Linked DNA regions of Homo sapiens: region 2 is linked to region 1. A link is an interaction called in ENCODE POLR2A ChIA-PET data of the cell type or tissue named here. Cell type or tissue: Panc1. All regions are shown on one strand.

Evidence for each region. ChIA-PET counts read pairs that join two places held together with the same protein. Peaks named below come from ENCODE experiments on the same cell type or tissue, not always from the same donor. Only the 100,000 strongest peaks of a DNase experiment are listed, where the experiment ranks them.
Region 2: POLR2A ChIA-PET joins it to region 1 with 11 read pairs; 2 of 35 experiments call an interaction of 5 or more read pairs at or near these places.

What each region holds. Positions count from the first base shown.
Region 1 is chr11:7,646,104-7,654,103 of GRCh38, reverse strand. It overlaps PPFIBP2 (PPFIB scaffold protein 2), which reads right to left. Exons shown (of 24, transcript NM_003621.5): 18 at 5,567-5,717; 19 at 5,193-5,304; 20 at 4,869-4,957; 21 at 4,450-4,572; 22 at 3,139-3,264; 23 at 2,260-2,448; 24 at 348-1,080. The coding sequence ends at 886. Among named protein-coding and RNA genes, the nearest start is that of CYB5R2, 23 kb to the left of the region's middle. RefSeq lists an enhancer at 2,032-3,231. In Panc1, no CTCF peak of the experiment used is centred here; no DNase peak of the experiment used is centred here.
Region 2 is chr11:7,971,267-7,979,266 of GRCh38, reverse strand. It overlaps the pseudogene COX6CP5. Among named protein-coding and RNA genes, the nearest start is that of NLRP10, 9.8 kb to the right of the region's middle. In Panc1, no CTCF peak of the experiment used is centred here; DNase peaks (open chromatin) are centred at 1,516 and 1,796; H3K4me3 peaks cover 392 bases; H3K27ac peaks cover 2,937 bases.

The DNA.
Region 1 (8,000 bases):
CTCCCCACCATCCCCTTCACTGGGGGGGCTCATGCCACTGAAAGCACTCAGCTTTGAGGTCTGCACGACAGATGGACCCTATGGTCAGGATGTGCATGAGACTTGAAGCCCCCTCGGCTTCACAGAGGGAAGCAAATTCTGAAGCAGTGCGGCCACGGACCTCCTCTGAAGGCTATGGGAGGGGGTCCCGCCTTGCTCTACCCCCCTGGTGAATCCTGAGCATGCACCTGGCTGAGGACTAGGCTCAGTGCCACCGGCTCTTCAGCTCTGCAATCCGTAGGACTCCATTTCCAGCTACCCTCAGCTCTTTTTCCCCAACAAAGTTAAAGATATGGTGAGCTGCTTGCTTTCCGCATAAATATTGCTTTTATTACAAGAAAGAAGAGACCACCTCTGAAGTAAGGCACAACACAATTCCATTGTCACTGTGGCAGAAGTCCCTGTTGCTCATCCCTTTGATCTCAGCCAAGACTGTGGTCCACGGGCCTAAGGCACTTGAGCTTTTCCCTCAACTGAAGTGTAGGGGGTGCCTGAGAGCTGAGCCTCGTGGGAGTGTCCATGGTCTCTGGACCTGCATCGAAGTTCATGTGTTTCCACTGGTGCTGAAGATGAACATCAAGAATTACTAGACATGTAAAAGTGTCTTTAAGTGTCTTTCCTCCTGAGTCCACCTTTGGCAATGGTCCCCAAAGCCTGGCCCCTTAGAGATGCAGCTCCAGATCCTGGCCACCCTCAGGGTTCAAAGAGACTGGCCCAGGGGTACACAATTGCTGGAATATTCTCTGCGAGTCATGCACACGTGCGGGGGTGAGGTGCAGTTATATGGTGACACACACAGTGTTACTGTGAGCTCTCAGGGTGCACAGAGGGCAGGTGACAAGGGCATCAGCTAATCTGTCCCACCTGGTCCAGCCCATCCAGTTCAGGGGCATCAAGGGGGCTGAGGCCCCGGTAGCCACTGTAGACCCTGTGACTATCACTGACACCGTCACTGGGCTCCATTGGGCAAATGTAGTCCGTCGATTCATCGAACTTCTTTTTTCTTATGTTTCCGAAGTGTGAAAATCCTAGTTTCCTTGGCTAAAACACAGAAAATGCAAGATTATGAGAAGGCAATCAAGGCAGTGTGCAGGTATGACTGACAATATACTTAAAATTTAAGAGCAGGCACTCAAGGAGAGGAATAATGTAAACTGCTCCTAGAAAGACTCTGAACAAAACAGAGCTCTTGGAAGCAATTTCTATGCTGCAGAAAGGCCAATAGGTAAATAATCTTGAACAATAAGAGCTGCCCCTCCAATACTATGCCTGAAACTCATGCCTGGCTGCCCCACCAAAGTGACTTTCTTATTTCCATAGATGAACTGGGAGTTCCTTTAGAATGTACTTGAGGTCTGCATTTGAGGCGAAGCACAGAGAACTTGCCTCAGCACAGCTGCTGGCACCCCAACCCTTTCCCATCTCAGCACCTGGCACCATCTAAAGGCGCGTAGGATAGCCCCAGGTTGCTCCCTGCCCTAGCGTCATCCAGCACTGTTTCTGCCTGACTCCCCCAGACATACTTCCTGTCTTGCTCCCCTGGGGAAGGAGGTCTGTGCCTGAGTTGTAGCTGGGCATGAAGCATCAACACTACCAGGGATAGGACCAGCCTGGCCTCCAGAGGTTGCCTGTTGGTCTGTAGTCTGGGAAGAATGTGGTCTGAGGATGCTGTGGCTCAGGCAGGTCTAAAGGGCTTTGTGGGATTCTGGGAGCCCCAGTGAGTAGTGTTGGTGCTTGAAAGACCTGGGGACCTCTGGGTATCTGTGTGCTGGCCACTTCACGAAACAAGACAAATGGAACCAGCTTCCATTGGAAGCACTTCCTATATCAGCAGGACAGCTTTGACCAAGATCCCACGGCATTGCGGCACGCAGGCAGGCCTGACCGAAGGAAAGCCAGACTCGGAGCGCTTCCGCTCTGCAAGGTGAGTCACAGCAGCAGTGGGGTAGAGGACGAGCTCTAAGCCACCTGAGGATAGGTGCTTCCTGCACATATTTTCTAGGTAAAGAAACCTGCACTGTCTTCCTTGGACTCCAAACTGGTGGAGAACTGGCTTAACAAAGACTGGCCTCACAGACCACAAGCCCACAGCAGAAGCTGAAAGATCCTCTTTGTCCAGGCTGCGCATGCTGCTCTGGCTGTGGGCATCGCGCCAGGTGCTGTGCTGCGTGAGGGCCAGGAGGCAGCCCAGGGCCCACCCAGAAAGGCTCTGCAACTCACCCGGACTTTGGCTGTGGTGGTCAGTGGTGTGTAAGCTGGTGAGGCCATTTTCTCTCGCTTCTCCTGTTCAGCCTCCGGACCAATCAAGGCATTGAACTTGGTGGTCAGGTGGCGCCTGAGGAGCGTCTTTTGTGGGGGGATGTTGAGAAGCATAGCCAGGGTGTCCCCAGTGAAGCGTGGCTCCAGGATCTAAGAAGGAACCAGAGACAAGCCTGGCCAGGAGCAAATACAAATGGCTCGAGGGGGAGGATGCTGAGAGACTGGCCTGTTGGGGCTGGGGGTGCCTCCAGAGGAGGGACAGGAGCTCAGTCACTTGTTCTGAGTCCCACTCCACTCACTGGCTGGCACAGGGCCTGGCTCTGAGCACATACTAGCACATGTGCTGACTGACCACCTTGTTTTCACAGACCAGCAGAGAACTGGGACCTCTTTGGTGAGGCTGTCTCTCAGGATCTTCTCTGGATGACATCCAAGCCACCACACTTCCTCATTTCCCCTCTGGCTTTGCCACTGACAGATCTGAGTAGTGATAGGGATCCTATTGCAGCAAGTGGGAAGCTGCATTTTTACGGCTTCCCCGTCCCTTCCTCAGCCCTGCTGTTCCCTCGCCTTGTAAGCGTTGGTCTCCATGCAACCCATCGACCTAGAATCCTCAAGTCTCATGCCAAGGAGGTGCTGCCAGAAGGCATCTTGCTTCCATGAGGTATATTAATTCTCAAGGACAAGTTATCAAAATACTTTGAGACATCAAATTATGCAAGACCTCCAGATGAAGTACCTATTTTTTTTCGTTAGCTTTTGTGCCTTGTCCTTAATAAATAAGTTTCTGAATATCCCATTTGCACCAAGGCAGGTGGGCTAGGCCAGAGAGCCACTCACAATGAGGCCTCCATGGACTCCACTCCCTCGAAGATTGGGTGCATACTCTGCCAGGTCCACAGATCGTAACCACTCCATCACCCTGTGGTTGGACCACTGTACAACTTCTGAAGGAGAAAGGTTACTCTGTCAGAGGGAGAAGGAGAGTGAGGAAGTTAGGCTTAATAGGTCCCACCATGGTCCTCTGTGGAGTCAGCCCCGGTAAGTAACCCTGCCCCAGACGCATCACAACAATAGAAGGCCCTCAAGCTTAGTGACCCACCCCATCTGCCAGAGCACCAGCCTCCCCAGTTTCTAGGAAATAGAGCTCCCACTGAATCTTTGAAGATCTTCCACACTGAGATATCTGAATCCAGAATTCTGTTACTCCATCATTTTCCAGCTAACTTTGAGACAAATAAATGAGGACATTATAGTTATTCTTTCAGTGATTCAACAGAACTTTAAAGATGACTGTCAATTTTACAATCCAAGTGGTTTATAGATGAAAGATCTCCCTGGTGTGGCCAATGATTTTAGGGGAGCACACCTTAAGGTACTTATTCCTAAGTGCTCTCACGTAGCACTGTGGTCTTAAAAATGCACAGCGCTGTGCCTGACATATACAAGACATTCAAAACATGTTGGTTGAATAAGGAGAAAATAGGAGATAGACAGCAAAGGTAGCAGCCCAGGAAGCTGAGTTAATTTTACAGCAAGGTTAGACCTAGTTCCCAGGAACAGAGGAGATAGGATGTGACTGACAATCTTCAGTTTGGGGGTCCACCAAGAACTCCGAAGTTCATGGAACATAATCAGTTATTTCTTCAAGACTTGGGGTGCTGTTATTTACGTATACTATTTCTTCTCTAGCAAGACTACTCATGGATCCCCTGTACCTGGGCCTGGAAGTCAGTTAATTTTGGATCTACAAGTAGGGATACCTATTCTGAAATGTCTAGCTTCTACGGGCTCCTCTTCCCCCTCCTCTGTCTCTTCTCTTCTCTTCTACTGTGACACCCATCTTTCCATTTTGTCTTTCCCTCCCCCTCTCCTTTGCACCATCTCCTCATCTCCTTTAATCACTATGATGACTTTATAGCATGTGTCTCCCCAGTGGAGGGTGGGAGCTTAGAGGTCTATGGCTACTGTGAGACACAAAGTGCAGGTAACGGATGTTTGGGGCAACAGGAAGCACAAGCAAACAAAAGAATCCCAGGCACCATGGTGCAAAAAACAGTGCTTTTATGATGTCATTCTTGTTTGCTCATGCTCGATGTTTCAGGGGTCCTGGCTCAGGGCTACCTGGAGAGATACTATTTGTGGTCTCACCTCATCAGCTGGCCGCCGGTGCAGGCAGTGGGGGTTGAACTTGTTGACATGCAGCACGTGAATGGCACATTTGATGCTGAGATGATGTAGTTGGCTGGTGACTTTTAAGAAGAGTAAATCGTTCTGAAAGAGGAAAGTTTGGTTTATAAACCAGAGTTTCCAAAGTGACAAAAGACCCCTGATGTCCCTCACCAGACCAAGCATAGACAAGTCAACCACATCTCAGGAAGGTGCACGTGGAGACACCAATAGCTTATCACAGTGGTTTGTACTCTGCTACTTGGGACCTCTTTTGTGACAAATGATACTATTTCAAGGCCTTAAGAATATATGGAATCAAGTTTAAAATAACCACCATGGGTACACGTGAGCTGAGTGCTCACAGGGACAACTGAAATATTTAAAGAAAAAGTCCTCACCACAGTTAGGTATTGCAGCATTCGTCTGTCAACTCTAGATTCATGAAACTGGTCTTTGTACTGGGGTAAGCCAATATCATCAAGCCACCCTACAAATACAAAAACCCCAGATGTGTCAGGATTCATGAGAATGAGAGAATGTAGACACCAAAAAAAGGGGAGCAAATTATATTTTGAGGTTCGTTTTATTCCCCCAAAAGTTTAGTAATTCCTCTGCTTTTTACAAGGAGACAGCTGTCCTTGAGGTACCCATTTAACAGGAAAATTCTTTCTACTCTTAGTTGCTGCCAGAGACATTCTTAATACATATATGCCTATCCTTACTTGTCACCCAAATGTGGTCTAGCAGTGCAGACTTCTCCTCCTGTTTGGTGTTGATGGCTTTCACTGCTAAAACAAGCTTCTTCCTGTGGAGTGGGTGCTTAATTCCTAGCTCCTGAAATTAAAAGATGAAGACCACATGTGAAATTTTGGCAGGCAATTTGGCCCTCAGAGAAAGCTGTGTCTGGGTGGAGATGCTCTGAGTATGGCAGTGTATCTCCACACCGTGCCCTGGGATGCCAACCTGCAGCTACAGAGGAACTCTCAGCCTCCTCCATCCATCCTCCTGTGTGTATGTGTGACAGGAGTGGCGGACCCTGGCCTCCCCATGCTTTGGGGAGAAATGGGAGCCTCCTCTCCCCAAGCTGAGCCCTTACCTTTTCCATGTCCTGAGGGGTGGCTGTCAATAAGGTGTGGCCAGAAGATACCCACTGCCTGGCAAAGATCACATACTGAGCCAGGCCAAAGTCCTCCAGCCATGCACACACACGCTCTGTGCTCCACTGGGCAAAGGGGGCATTGGCGTCACTGGGAAGCAGGAAAACAGCATATTCCTGTTAGTGGGAGAGCCTGAGGTTCTGAATCTAATCATGTCTCACAAACAAAAGAAAAGAAAAGAAAAAACAAAACAAAAAACCTGTTTTTTAACAAACAACCTCCATCATGGGATTCTGCTGAACAAAATTCCACTACAACACACTCATAGGAGGTAGACCCTAGAGTTTTCTTAATAACACAAGATCTGAATTTCAAATCTCAGGCTACTTAGAGAATGGGGCAGCCTGTATGGCCCTCCTGAGATCATGTTCACATGTCCTAGGTCCGCATACACACATATACATGCCACAAGTCCAGAGCTGTGGCCTCATTAGGCGGAATCATCTTTTTAGGAAAATGCTTAGAAAACTACTTTTCTTAGCATTTAAGAGGGTCAGTTCTCTTAACATTAAAAAGAAAAAAAACAAAACACCCAAAACTAAAAGCAAAAACTTGCCAATCAACAACAGCTAGCACATTACTTATTAACAAAACAGGAGGAACATTCACATTAAAGTCAATAAAAGGACAATATATTTTTCATCAGTACTAACAACACTGGTCTGAGAGTCATAGCCAGTATTAGAGATAAATAAGAACAAGAAGTATAGCTATTAGGCAGAAATAAAGCCATTCTTTACAGATGTCAGGACTGCCCATTTAGAAAACCCAAGAAAGCTCAGTGAGGTGGCCACTTACGAAATACACATATAAACATATGTAACGTATGTTACATACAAAGATCAATAATTTTCTAATACCATCAATGCACAGATACTAATGCTACTGTTAAAACAATTTAAAAATCCCACTCATAGCAACCAACATTATAAAACGTCTAGGAATTGCCTTAACAAGAGATGTTTGGCCTTGTGTGATTATGTGTGGGGATTGCGGGGGTGGGGAGAGGTATTGACTGCAGCAGTCAACTGAGCTAGATAAAAAAGGACATGAATAAATGAAAAGCTAGATTATGTTCCTAGACAGGATGACTGGGTTTTATAAAGCCATCAATTCTTAAAGACATCCATTTTTCATTTAAAGTGTGAATAGCACACTAAAAATCCCAATAGAGTCATTTTTTTAGGGGGGATTCGACAGAGCAACTTTATGTTCATAAATGAGGATTTATAGAATATCGTAGATATTCCTTCAAAGACCAGAAAGATTCCTTCAAAGTACCCCTAACATATTAGATTAAAACATATTTTTTTAAATGCCTGGTTGAGCTGTTGTTAAAGTGAGGGAATTCCTCAAAGGATAAGCATGATAAGAATGCCCCATTTTAGATCAAATGTTAGAGATAATGTATACCCTGGGGCAGGGACTGATCAATCATAATCTGGAACCTGGGCTTTCATGGGTCCTGAAAATATTTTACGAGGCCTGGAACTTACAAACTTTCTCTTCAAAATAGTATAAAATTTGAATATACAATTAGAAACAAAGGGAATATTTAGAATTAGAAAACAAGCCACAAAAAATTGCAAGTTTTGCAAAACTGAAAAAAAAATCACAAAATCTAGAAATATTTCATTATATAAAATCTTGATGTACCTCTATAGTTTGATTCTTTTTTGAGACAGGGTATTTGTTATTTCAGAGATGGGGTATTTATTTTAGAGACAGGGTGTTAGTAATTAATTATTTTTAGAGATGGGGTCTGGCTTTGCTGCCCAGGCTGGAGTGTAGTGATGTAATTACAGCTTATTACAGCCTTGAGCTCCTGGGCTCAAGCAATCCTCCTGCCTCAGCCTCCCAAGTAGCTGGGACTACAGGTCTGAGCTACTGTATCCAGCTATAGTACTTCTTTACTCTTGTATTTTGGGTGGATACTCTTTGACTGCTTCTTTGTATGTCCACAACTTTATAATATATTCTATGACAACAGACGGTTGATTTAGTCTTTCTTCTAGCATGACTGATCAATATTTATCTTCTATGACAATAGTTAAGAAGTTTTATCTTCACAATTTATAACTGGTATTGTCACGTACATTTTTAGAATCATTTAAATTTAGAAAGGCCTCTATCAAATGTCTTTTATATGTGAGTTGTAAAACTATAACGCATTCAAGTTTTCTAACGCTATGGCTAATCTTAAACATTCTTTGAATTGACAAAGTTCATTTAACTCATGTGTTGTCTATGTCCTTGCGGCAGTACATGAGTTTTATGTTATCTTTGTCACTGTCAGTACATCATGTAAACTCAGCAAGAAATTTCAACCTTTTCCCAATGGATTCATATCATTCATCTTATATGAACAACAAT
Region 2 (8,000 bases), 330 kb before region 1:
TTTCTCTCTGTAACTTTGTCAGTTTTTGTTTTACCACATACTGAGTTATTTTGAATCTAATTAGGTTATTACATGCTTAGAACTGTTAAAATTTTCTAGTGAATTGGACCTTTACCATTGTGTGTTGACTGTCTTCAACTCTAATGATGCTTTTGTCTTTTTTTTTTTTGAGGGAGTCTCACTCCGTCACCCAGGCTGGAGTGCAGCGGTACGATCTCGGCTCACTGCAACGTCTGCCTCTCGGGTTCAAGCAATTCTCCTGCCTCAGCCTCCCGAGTAGCTAGGATTACGGGCACGTGCCACCACGCCCAGCTAATTTTTTGTATTTTTAGTAGAGATGGGGTTTCACCGTGTTAGCCAGGATAGTCTCGATCTCCTGACCTCGTGATCCGCCCGCCTTGGCCTCCCAAAATGCTGGGATTACAGGCATGAGCCATTGTGCCCGGCCGATGCTTTTGTCTTAAAATCTATTTTGCTGAAATTAGTATAGCTACATCATAGTCACGTGTAGTGGTGTGTACCTGTAGACCCAGCTACTCACAGGCTGAGGTGGAAGGAGGGCTTGAGCCTAGGTGTTTGAGGCTGCAGTGAGCTATGATTGCACCACTGCACTCCAGCCTGGGCAACAGGGTTACCCTGTCTTGAAAAATAAATAAAAATAGACTGGTTATATTTCAGGACTATACATTCTTCCTAAAATGTGAATTTCCTCTTTTGTCTGGTTCTAAAGTGGAATAAATGATCCATTTCTTTGTTTGTTATCCTTACTAAACTCTACATCTTTTCAGGCATGGATCACGTTGTTTTCATATTTGACCTTCTAGTACCTACCTCATAGTTTATTTATTTAAAAGTAAATAAATAAAAATATATATAGCTACACTAGATTTCCCTTGATTAGCATTTTCTCACATATATTTTCCTCATATTTTTTTTTACTTTCAACCATTCCATATCTTTATGCTTGAGGTGTAACTCTTATAAACACATATAGCTAAATATTTAAACAATTTGATCTGTTTCTCTCTTTGCATTGGCAAGTCTAGTCCATTAGCATTTTCTATGTTGAGTATTTGGACTAATTTCTTACATTTAATTTTTGATTTTTATTTGGTTCACTTTTCTGTGTTCTTTTTAATTTTTAATTTTTGTATTTTTAGTGGAGATGTGGTTTCACCATGTTGTCCAGGCTGGTCTCAAACTCCTGACCTCAAGTGATCCACCCAACTTGGCCTCCCAAAATGCTGGGATTACAGATGTGAGCCACTGTGCCCAGCCCCTGTGTTGTCTCCATTCCTTATATTTGGCCTTTAAATGGGGTTATTGATTGATTGCATGTTCTTATTTTTCCTGTTTCTCTACTACTTAGGAAGCACATATTCCAATTTTAGTGTTTTAATTATAGCTCTTGATTTTATCATGCATTTTTTTCATATTTGTTAATCTATCAAAACAAACTATTCCTTTGCCCACATATTCATGTTTCACAGTTCAGGAACGTAGGCCAGTGACAAACTTCCATGGAACACAATCCCCAGAAATTCTTTACATTCCAATATCACTTTGCATTCCAAAAGATACCAACCTTTTTCATCTCTTCAAAATCATTTGTAGAATTATAATTTCTGCAGAAATCTATATATGCCTTATTTCATGGTTTAGCCACAACAAACTTATAGATAGTTGCAACTCCTAGGACACAACAAATGCTGCAACAGTATGAAATGGCAGATGCTTGGCCAAAAGGCCAAAAACCTTGAGGTTTCATCAAGGCACTGGAAGCTATGATAGTCATGGTATTGCATCATCCTCTGCAAGTTCCTTCCAGATGGACAGAGAAATAGGCATTGCTATTGCACCAGCTGCATGCAGGTGCAGAAGTTATTATGCATTTTTAATGCATTAACTCTGTTTAAAGAACGGCACCGATGATGTTAAAAGGACTTTAAAATGCTTTCACTTTGGTATTTCCCGTTCTGATTTATACACTGTTGTTCATTATTTCCCGTGGGTGGAGGAACTAGCCACATGATGTAAACACTATTAGTATTATATTTATAAGGCTAACACCCAGTATGTTTCAATTTGCTTACCTGTTTACCACTTTCTCTGTACACTATTTCTTCTTGTCTTTCTAGGACAAGACTTTATTCTAAGACCTTTTTTTTTTTTTTTTTTTTGAGATGGAGTCTCACTCTGTCACTAGGCTGGAGTGCAGTGGGGCGATCTTGGCTCACTGCAACCTCAGCCTCCTGGGTTCAAGCCATTCTCATGCCTCAGCCTCCTGAGTAGCTGGGACTACAGGTACACACCATGCCCAGCTAATTTTTTTTATTTTTTATTTTAGTAGAGACAGGGTTTCACCATGTTGACCAGGATGGTCTTGATCTCCTGACCTCATGATCCGCCCACCTCAGCCTCCCAAAGTGCTGGGATTACAGGCGTGAGCCACCATGCACAGCCTGTTCTAAGACTTTCTTCTGAAATCTTTTCACCTACTTGAAGTAAAGCTTTTTCTCTCTTTTTTTTTTAGAGCAGTTCCCTTGGTAGTCCACATTTTTAAAAACTGTGAAAGTGGTTTGCTTTCATTCATTCATTCATTTTTTTTTTTTTTTTAAGGGACAAGTTTTCGCTGTATTGCCTGGGCTCAAGGGAACCTCCCGCCCCAGCCTCCTGAGTAGCTGGAATTACATGCACATGCCACTGTGCCTGGCTTGATTTCATTTTTGAAAAACAGTTTTCCTGGATGTACAATTCTAAATTAGCAGTTATAATATCTTAGTACTTTCAAAACATTCTGCCATCTCTGGCTTCTTTTTTGCTTTGTTGTTTCTTTGTGGTCCTTTCTTTCTGGATGCTTCAAGATCTGTTTGTCTTTAGAGTCTGCTGTTCCATTGTGATGTATTTTAAGGTGGCTTTCTTTTTATGTATTCTGCTTGGGATAAATTGTTCTTCTTGGATCTATAGATTCGTGGTTTTGTTTTTTTTTTTTGGTTCGGGAAATTTACAGCCATTTGCTTTTTTTTTTTTTTTTTTGAGACAGAGTTTCTGTTGCCAGGCTGGAGTGCAGTGGTGTGATCTCAGCTCACTGCAACCTCTGCTCCCTGGGTTCAAGCAAGTCTCCCACCTCAGTCTCCTGAATAGCTGGGATTACAGACATGCACCACCATGCCTGGCTAATTTTTGTACTTTTAGTAGAGACAGGGTTTAGCCATGTTGGCCAAGCTGCTCTCGAACTCCTGACCTCGAGTGATCCACCTGCCTTGACCTCCCAGAGTGCTAGGATTACAGGCATCAGCCATTGCGCCCGGCCCATTTGCTCTTAATATTGCCTCTCCTGACCTTATTCTCCATGTCTCTTAAGCTTTCATATTTTCAATCTGCTATCCGTTTATGCTGCTGTCTGGATAAATTCTTTGGCCATAGCTTCAGCTCTCTAATTCTGACTTCAGCTGCTATCTGTTCTGTATATTGAATTTTAGATTTCAATAATTATATTCTTCATCTGTAGAAGTTCTATTTTATTTTCTTTCTTTTTCATATAAAAGGATTTTTAAAACAAATCTATTTTTTCTTATTTCTTATAAGCTTATTTTTGTAATTACATCCTTAAATTTTAAAAACATTTTCATACGAAGCTGATAAATGTAACATCTATAATTCTTAGTGGTCTGAATCTGTGTCTCTTCTTTCTTTCTTTCTTTTCTTTTCTTTTTTTTTTTTTTTTGAGACAGGGTTTCACTCTTGCCGAGGCTGGAGCGCAGTGGCATGATCTCGGCTCACTGTAGCCTGGACCTCCCAGGCTCAAGTGATCATCTCACCTCAGCCTCCTGAGTAGCTGAGACTACAGGCATGTGTCATCACGCCTGGCTAATTTTTGTAGAGATGAGCCTTCACCATGTTGCCCAGGTTGGTCTTGAACTCCTGAGCTTAAGTGATCCACCTGCCTTGGCCTCCCAAAGTGCTGGGATTACAGGCGTGAGCCACCTTGCCTGGCCTGAATCTATGTTTCTTGTTTTTATTTATTCTTATTCAGACTTTCAAGGCTATGAGTTCATTTCTTGGTTTTTGAGCGATAGTTGTTGAGGCCTAAATTGGGGAGGCTTTCCCCCAGAGACAGTTTGCTTCTCTTTCTTCTCTTGGATGGAGTCACTTTAGACTTTTTAGAAGACTTTGACTAAGAAAGGGTGGTCATGCTTAGCTTTACGACTTCTCTGCAGTTCTGAAGTTCTGATACCCACATCAGTGTTGCTAGAGAACTCTGGCCTCAGGGGCACCTCTCCTCTCCCTTCTTCCCTCCCTGCAAAGCTGGCTGCCTGCTACCCTGTTTTCAGCCCCCAGGTTCCCCCTCTCTGCAGGCTCAGCTCCTGGCCACCTCACCCTGGCAAGGACATTCCTTCCCAGGCTCCTGTGTGGTCCCTCCCTGATTCCTATCCATGAAGAGGTGTGTCTCCTCTCTACTGGCCTTGCACATTCCAGGACTAGCTCACAATTATCTGTTTGGTTGCGGGAGTAAGTGGTCCTTGCAGACTTCTCTTAGGTTTGTAAGATTAACAGTTTAGTTATCAGAGCTCATTCTTTTTTTAATTAATCAACATTACTGAGGTATAATTTATTTATTTTTTTAAGCATAAATATTTTTATTGTAAACTGAAACAATATGCAGTATAGAGTAGAATTAGGTTTGAGTTCTAGCTCAATCACTGACTAATATATATATTTTAAATTTTATTATTATTATACTTTAAGTTTTAGGGTACATGTGCACAACGTGCAGGTTTGTTACATATGTATACATGTGCCATGTTGGTGTGCTGCACCCATTAACTCGTCATTTAGCATTAGGTATATCTCCTAATGCTATCCCTCTCCCCTTCCCCCCACCCCACAACAGTCCCCAGTGTGTAATGTTCCCCTTCCTGTGTCCATGTATTCTCATTGTTCACTTCCCACTTATGAGTGAGAACATGCAGTGTTTGGTTTTTTTGTCCTTGCGATAGTTGGCTGAGAATCATGGTTTCCAGCTTCATCCATGTCCTTACAAAGGACATGAACTCACCATTTTTTATGGCTGCATAGTATTCCATGGGGTATATGTGCCACATTTTCTTAATCCAGTCTATCATTGTTGGACATTTGGGTTAGTTCCAAGTCTTTGCTATTGTGAATAGTGCCGCAATAAACATACTTGTGCATGTGTCTTTATAGCAGCATGATTTATAATCCTTTGGATATATACTGAGGTATAATTTATAATACAACAAACTGCCTCCATTTAAAGTGTATAGTTCAGGCTGGGCGTGGTGGTTTACACCTGTAATCCCAGCAATTTGGGAGGCCGAGACAGGCGGATTACCTGAGGTCAGGAGTTCAAGATCAGCCTGGCCAACATGGTGAAACCCCGTCTCCACTAAAAATACAAAAATTACTCAGGTGTGGTGGCACATGCCTATAATCCTAGCTACTTAGGAGATTGAGGCAGGAGAATCACTTGAACCCGGGAGGCGGAGGTTGCAGTGAGCTGAGATCGTGCTATTGCACTCCAGCTTGGGTGACAGAGTGAGACTCTGTCTCAAAAAAAAAAAAAAGTGTAGAGTTTAGTGAGTGTCGAGAAAGTCTTGGCCTATGTATCCACCACCACAGTCAAGACATGGAACATTTCCTCACTCCAAAAGTGCCATGGGCTCCTTTGTAGTACCCCATGTCATACCTGGCCATGGGCAACCACTGCTCTGCATTATGACAGACTAGTTTTCCTATTGTAGAATTTCATATAAATGGAATAATAAAATTTGAATTCTTTTTTTTTTTTACAACCAGCAGCTAGGAAACAACTTGAATTCTTTGTGTCTGCTCCTTTCACACAATACAATTGTAAAATTTATCAATGCATTGTGTCTATCAAATGGTTCATCGCTGAGTAATATTTTATTGTATGAATGTACTATAACTTGTTTTTCCACTCACTTGTTGATGAATACTTGATTTGTTTCAGATTTTCAACTGTTATGAATAACGCTCTTTGGAACGTTTGTGTAGAATTCTTTGTGAAGACGTATGTTTTCTTTCTTCTGGGGTAAATACCTAGGCATGGAATGGCTAAGTCATAGGACAGGGAGTGCTTAACTTTACAAGAAACTGTCAGATCAATGAGTTCAGTGTGATGGTGCGTGCCTGTAGTTTCAGCTACTTGGGAAGCTGAAACAGTAATATGGCTTGAGCTCTGGAGTTGGAAGCTGCAGTGAGCTATGATGGCACCACTGCACTCCACCCCGGGGCAACAGAACAAGACTCTGTCTCTAAAATAATACTAATAATAAACTGGTTGTAATATTTTACATTCTCACCAAAAGTGCATGAGAGTTTTGTACAGAACTCATTCTTGAGATTGAAAGGCATGGGCATCTGAACACGCCACACCAAAATATGCCACTTAAGCATGTTCATTATTTTGATCTGAAGGGAACTGAAAAACAGCAGATTCAGAAAGGGCTGTCTGCTCTTCCCATTTCTACCTAAAAGCAGGGCATAAATTTCCCATGAGAAAGGTTTTCCTAGGAAGGAGAGAACATTCTTATCACTGGAGATGGGAGGTCAATGCTGAGATATGTTTGCCAAGCAAAACTTCCTAAAGTAACCCTTATTTTTCATTAGTTTTCCCCATATACCCCCTAGTTACTTTCCCAGAACTTGCTACCCCTAGAATTCCATATCCTTTTCCTTTGCCTTGTCACTTCTCCAAAAATTTACAGCCCTTGGTTAAAATGGTATACAAGCCTTTGGGTCTAACTGCTTCTTTGGGGTTTTCACTTCTTGTCTGTGAGGTCCCTGATGCTATGTAAAATTGTTGACATCAAATAAAATTTGTATGATTTCTCCCGTTAATCATAATTTTTTTTTTGTCAATTTAATCTGTAGGTCTCAGTTTAAGAACCTAAGAGGGTAGAGGAGAAGTTTTCCTTTCCCTACAAGGTAAAAAATTAAAAAAAGTTTAGAGAATGATGGCTTTTGCCATGATTGTCACAAGGAGATTGCTGGGCTGGAGAGATGATATGGTGTCTGGAATCACAGTGTTGTATAGTATTCCTTTCTCTCTCTCTCCTGCTGGGCCAGACCCCAAGATTTGATTACCATGGGGCTTCTTGCTCATGTGTACTGTGCACTTGGATGCAACAAACCATTCACTTACAACCTTACATCACAATGTGGCTCTGATGGATCCTGGCCAGCACTTCCTAATCTCTGCTTTCTATCCCTGGGGAAACTGACTTCCTCCAACTTCAATTCCATTTCTCATTTATAGATGTTGCCTTTCATGTCAGAATCTTGCTCTAACTTCCAGCTTCTCTGACCAGATTTCATGCTCCTCTTCCTTTATTTGGCTTCTTTGGGTAATCCCTCCCTGGTTTCATCTCACCATAGGCCCTTTTATTGCAGTGCAGGCTGCACCCTCATCAAATTTCCCTCAGTCCTGTGATCAAGCCCCAGAAAAGCAGTCCCGAGCAGGCCACAGCACCACCCTCCAGCCTGAACACCGAGATGTATTCGAGGGCCTAGGCCTTATCTTTCACCCTAGAGACTTAGGAACATGCTATAGAAAGCAGCCATCAGAGTTGTCCAGATGACCACTGTAATTTTATCATGTGCTTTGCCAGCCTGCCTGTACTCCTTACTGCCATCTTGCTAGCACTGGCTATGCCACTGGGGGAGTTTGAAGGCCTCCTTCTCCTTGAAGGTGTGAAAGGAAAATAAAGTTATTAGAAAACTGCATTCAAGGACACCTGTCAGAGTCCTATAGCTGATTATAAAAAAAAAAAATCTTTTGAAAAGGATAAAAGTGAAACAACTGTGGATGACAAGTCTTAGAACAGTCATAAAGACACAATTGACAAGGAAATTTGGTTGCTTTTGTGGCATACAACAATTTTACATTATCATAATTACTACTGTTAACATATGCTAAGACATATCAGAATCACAGGAATTTCATACAATGCGGG